Regions from separate parts of the Homo sapiens genome. Here region 1 is linked to region 2. A link is a loop called in an ENCODE intact Hi-C map of the cell type or tissue named here. Cell type or tissue: PC-9. All regions are shown on one strand. Region 1 holds the start of VANGL1 (VANGL planar cell polarity protein 1). Region 2 overlaps CASQ2 (calsequestrin 2).

Region 1 (2,500 bases), 120 kb before region 2:
GAGTTTAAGTGTGTGTATATGGGTTGAGATATGGTGTATATGGATATTTGTCGGTCAGTTCTTGGAAAGTGTGTATATGAGTGTGTGTTGAGTGGGGTTGGGGGGTTAGTCCCTGAGCCGTGTGAATATGTGGATGGGGGCACTCGTGAGGGCAAATGGGCTCGGATTTTGTGCATGATTGTGTGTGTGTGTGTGTGTGTGTGAGCTTGAGATTCCAAGTATGTGGGGGAGGGAGGGGGCGGTGTCGGAGATCAATCCCTGGGCCATGTGTTTATAGTGTGTGTGTCTGCCCAGAAGAGAGTGGGTTACTGGGCTGTGCACGTCTGTGTAGGGTGAGTGTGTGTATGAGGGTGAATGAGTGTGGGAGGTGTCATTCCCTGGTCCGTGTGTAAGAGTGTGACCGCGCACGCCTTCGTGTGTGTCCCGGGTGTGTGGGGTCGGGGCGGTGACGAGGTGAGGGGGACGCCGGCCGAGCCCCGCCCTCCGCTGCAGGTGGGCCGGCCCCGCGGCGGGGCCGGCAGCGCTAGCTGTTCTTGGCTCGCGGCCGCGCCGGGCTCGCAGGGCTGGGCTCGGGCTGCGGGGCGGCGCCGGGACAGGAAGCGGAAAGCAGCAGTGCAGCGGCGGCGGCGGCGGGGCTCTGCCTCTCCAGGAGCCCAGCGCAGGCCGCAGAGCCGGGGCCGCTGTGAGCCGAGACCGCGGGCCGCGGAGCTCGGGCGGCCGGCGCGGAGGTGAGTCCCGCGAGAGGCCGAGCGCTGCGCGGCGGCGGTCCCCGGGGCAGACCGTTGGCTGGGAGACGCCCCCACCTCGGACCCCGCGTGCCCCTGCGCCCTCCTCCCGCATTCGCCCCGCCGGACTTCGACCCCGGGTGGCCGGCTCCCGCCTCGGGCCGGGGGCTCCCTCCCCTCCTCCGGAGCGCTCCGGGTAGTGCTTCCTCTGACTCCACTCTTCTCCCCATGCGTTGCGCCCCTCCTGGCCCTGCCGTGCGATCTCCGCCGCACCCCACTCCTTGGGGTCCCGGGGTTCCCTGCTCACACCTCGGACGTCCCTTTCTCCCCGGGCTGGCCTTTGGAGTGCGCCCCTTCGGTGCGCGTGCCGGGGCGGCGGGCAGGCCGGCAGGGAGTGGCCGAGCGTTGGAGGCACCGGGCGGCTGCAGCAGCCGTGCAGGGCGGGAGCCGGGCGCGCACCGGGGTTCCCACCCCTGGCGGGGCTCGACCCGGGCGCCGCCTGGCCCTTCGCCAGGAACCGGGACAGAGCTGGTCTGTGTGCACACCTCGCTCACAAAAAATTGAGCCGGCCCTGGAGGCCTGGGGGGCGAGTCCGGTTGCGCCTCGGAGAGCGCAACAGGCAGGTAGGAGTTTACTTTCAAAAACGCCGGGGTGGAGCAGAGGCGCCTGGCGGGTCTCTGCCCAAGGTGTCCCTGCTGGAGGAAATCTCACCGCGCCGGGGCAGCCTTCGCCACCGGCAGGACCTCATTTCCTTCTGCAGTCTTTGAACTGCCCCAAGCATCGCGCCTAGAGAAGTGTGAAGCTTTATAAAAATTTAAACGCGTCCGTGGTGGCGGCAGCAGTGGGGCGGAGCCGCGGCCTGGCTGCTGTGTGATGAGCAGATGAGACTTGGAGCTGAGGAATCTGTTGCTCAGTTTTCACTTCTCCAAACCAGGTCTAATGCCCACGCTGCGAAGGTGTTGTGAGCTCTCTTAGATTCTCCTTAGGAAGTGTTAGAGCGCCTTATGATGATGATTGTGTAGATGGCCCATGCATTTTGTTAAAACTCTTGACCTGGCTTTGGTTAGAAATGAATGTATTCTTAGACACTTAGTCCAAAAGCTAACAAACTGTAAAAGAATCTGGCATTTTCACTGACATGTTTATAAATTTTACGGGGCTGCTGAAAAATATTATAACTTGTATCACCAGTCAACAATGCTAATTAGCATTCTCCCGTCAGTGGGTGGGTTGAGTACACAGCTCCCAGGCTCTGCAAGTGAGATGGCAGAAATTGTCTGAATACAGGGAGAGGTAATTAGCCATTTTCTGTAACCACTAATTATAGAGTTTTTAGGGTTGAATTAAATCAATGTGATATAGTTGGGGCTTTGATTTGTGGGAGGAAACTGTTTCTTTTTCCAGTTCAAAGAAATAACACGCTTCACCTATCCATGAGCATTAAACATTCCCAAACGTTGATGTCTCTCAGTATAATTAGTGAAAACACTCAGTGTGGAATTTCACTATTAACAATGTTGGCAGTGAGGCTTGCTTGCAACTTAATTTGTAAGTAAAATGGGAGAAGAATTTTGAGAGTGATATATTTGTAAGGACTGCTTGCCAAGCAGTACATTTTTATTGTCTTATGTATTAAGCAACAGGACAAAACCATAAAGGAAATTTAAAGTTTCTTTACCAAGCAACAATTCCATGTCACCCTTTGTTTGAAGGATAAATGTGTTGAATGAAGAAGGCATCCTCCCCTTCATCATCCCCTTAACACACTTATATAC
Region 2 (2,500 bases):
AGAGAGGAGGAGTGAATAAGCAATAAGAGGAGGAGCAAATCAAACTGGCTGTGAATAAGCAAGATGGCTGCATTTCCAGTACCCAGCTCCCAAGGCCTGATTTCCTCAGTTTATCAACTGATGGGGTTAGCTGTATTGTGTTTAGAATCCTGATGAAATAGTGAGTGTGGGCTAAAAGAAGCTAGCATTTGTTAAGTATCTTCTGTGTGCCAGAGCTATGCTCTTGCTGGGCAGCCTCATTCAATCCTCACAACAGCACTGTCATCTCCATCTTGCAAACAAGGAAACCAGGTCTATCTGATCTGGAAGCCCGTGTTAGAGCATGCCATCTCTCAAGCACTTCAACCTGAGGGAAATGGTGACATTTCTCAACTCAGGTTGAGAAATGAAGGACTTTCTCTGGCAATATTTATAGGACATGATAGGAGCAGTGGCTTGCACAGCAGTTTCAAGGAAAAAGAGGAAGCAGGAAACAAAGCAGCAAGGAGAAACTGAATTACCTGCCCATGTCCTCTGTCTCTGAGTCCTGTAATGCTAATGGAAGTTGGCCACTGTGGTGTGACTAAATTTACTATCTTGGTGGAAGCTGTAAGAGACAGCATGCAAAATTGCAACTCCCTTTATAATTTGTGTTGACACCCCAATAGAAAAATGAGAAAAGGCATAGAAAAATAATTTATGAAAGAAAAAATACATAAATGGCAAAAGAATTTTATAGAAAACTTTAGCCAGAAATCAAAGAAATGTTCATTAAAACAACAATGAAAAGCGAAGATTTTTAAAACTCTAAAAATTGTGTCAAGATCCAAATATAGGGTAATTATTTTAAAAATATGTATGATGATACAGTGGAATACTATGCTGGTATTAACATTACTGTTTAATAATATAGAAATACAATATATGGATGTGAAAAAAAGCTGGAAACAAAACTGTATAAATGGTATAATTCCCAATTGAAAAATGTATATTTATGTATAGAAAAAAATACTGGAAAGAAATCTACCAGAACATTATCCATGTTTATTTTGGTGTGATTACTTTTATTGCCTTTTAGTTCTTTTCCACATACTCTGAAATTTCTAAATCATATATGCTGCTTTGTTGATGAAGAATACCCAAGGAATCAGAACTGCCAGCTGTTTAAGTCAGGGTTACAGCTATGAAATGAGGGGTTCAGAGCAACCTAGATGACTCCCACAGTTCTTTTGAGCTCTAACATTTCATTCATTCATTCAACAATCATGTGTAGAACATCTGCATAGAACTATGGATTATACAATGACCCTTGGGCCCTCCAGAGCTGGACTCTGGCCAGATTGGAAAGCAAAGTTTGAGTTTGCTGCCTCCTGGTGTCATATTACTTGCCTTTTTCTTGCTAAGCTGTATAGACCTTATCTTCTCCACCTTCTCCTCTTCCCCTTGTCAAGCCCTGTTCTCACGACAGAATTCAGACTCAGGGGATGTAAGTAATTGGCAACATCTCAAAGATCTACCTCTCCCAGAGGACCTTGACTAAGTAGGGACAAAAATCTTACCCTAAAGAAATGAGGCCCTCTTGGCCAAATTTTAGGAAAAAGCTAGCAGGTGGAAAAATACTTGAGAGCCATCAGAATATTTGCTGTTTTGCCAGTAAATTCCTACTCATTTCACAAACCAACTCTGGCCCTTCCTCTTTCCTCTACTCTCCCTGATAAACTTCTAAGTTGCTGTGTTGTTACAGCAACCTCCCTGCACTGTAGCTCTTAGTTTGCATGTTTTCTTCCATGTTCAGCTGTGAGCCACTTGAGGGTCTCATTTTCCCCGTATCCACAGCATCTATCCCAGGGCCCCAACAAAAATTAGGTGGCAGATGCATGACTAATTGAATGGTATTTCAAGTGCCCCTCATCAGGCAGTGACCTCCTCACTCTGTGGATGGAGCTGTTTCTGGCTTTTTTCATTGACATCCCTTAGAGATGCAGACAAAATATACATGACTGGCCACAGTGCCCTTGGAGTTTCTTAGAATGAATGGGGTGGCCCTAGTGTGAGGAGCTATGAGTTTCTAATTCCTAGAAATTCCTCAGGTGTTTCAGCCTGGGGATGGCAACTCCTCACTGGAGAGGGAAATCAACTTAATAGGTTGAGATCAATTTTTAAAATGAAATAGAAGAGAACAGGATAAAAATAGAAAAAAAAATTTAATTCCCCAAGTAATAATAATAAGTATAGTTCATATGAAATTTTTGTTTCTGGTGTGTGTGTGTGTCTGTGTGTGTCTGTATATACTGGGTCATAGTCGGTTATGATAAAAAGTGTCAGAAGCCGCCTTAAGCTGCGAGGGGGAAGGGAGCTGCCTCCCCTCCAGCTATTTGTCCGTGGCTGAGACCACACTGCCTGTTGGATGGACACTGGGAACTGCCTCCTCTTTTCCCCCTACCCCCTAACAGCCACAGCCCTGGAAGCTGACAGACTATTTTTCTTAGTGCAAGTGTGGGGTCTAGAGGATTAAGAGGAC

Evidence for each region. A loop is a pair of places that touch in the nucleus more often than their neighbours do. Peaks named below come from ENCODE experiments on the same cell type or tissue, not always from the same donor. Only the 100,000 strongest peaks of a DNase experiment are listed, where the experiment ranks them.
Region 1: it touches region 2 in a loop (6-fold over the local background); 6 of 110 quality-filtered maps call a loop at or near these places.

What each region holds. Positions count from the first base shown.
Region 1 is chr1:115,641,359-115,643,858 of GRCh38, forward strand. VANGL1 (VANGL planar cell polarity protein 1) reads left to right here and starts at 612. Exons shown (of 8, transcript NM_138959.3): 1 at 612-728. RefSeq lists a silencer at 344-1,333 and an enhancer at 469-1,227. In PC-9, CTCF peaks have their summits at 1,444 and 1,644; DNase peaks (open chromatin) are centred at 593 and 1,453; H3K4me3 peaks cover 2,496 bases; H3K27ac peaks cover 1,751 bases.
Region 2 is chr1:115,763,420-115,765,919 of GRCh38, forward strand. All of the region lies in intron 1 of CASQ2 (calsequestrin 2), which reads right to left. Among named protein-coding and RNA genes, the nearest start is that of CASQ2, 4.0 kb to the right of the region's middle. In PC-9, CTCF peaks have their summits at 1,335 (motif pointing left) and 1,535; a DNase peak (open chromatin) is centred at 1,372.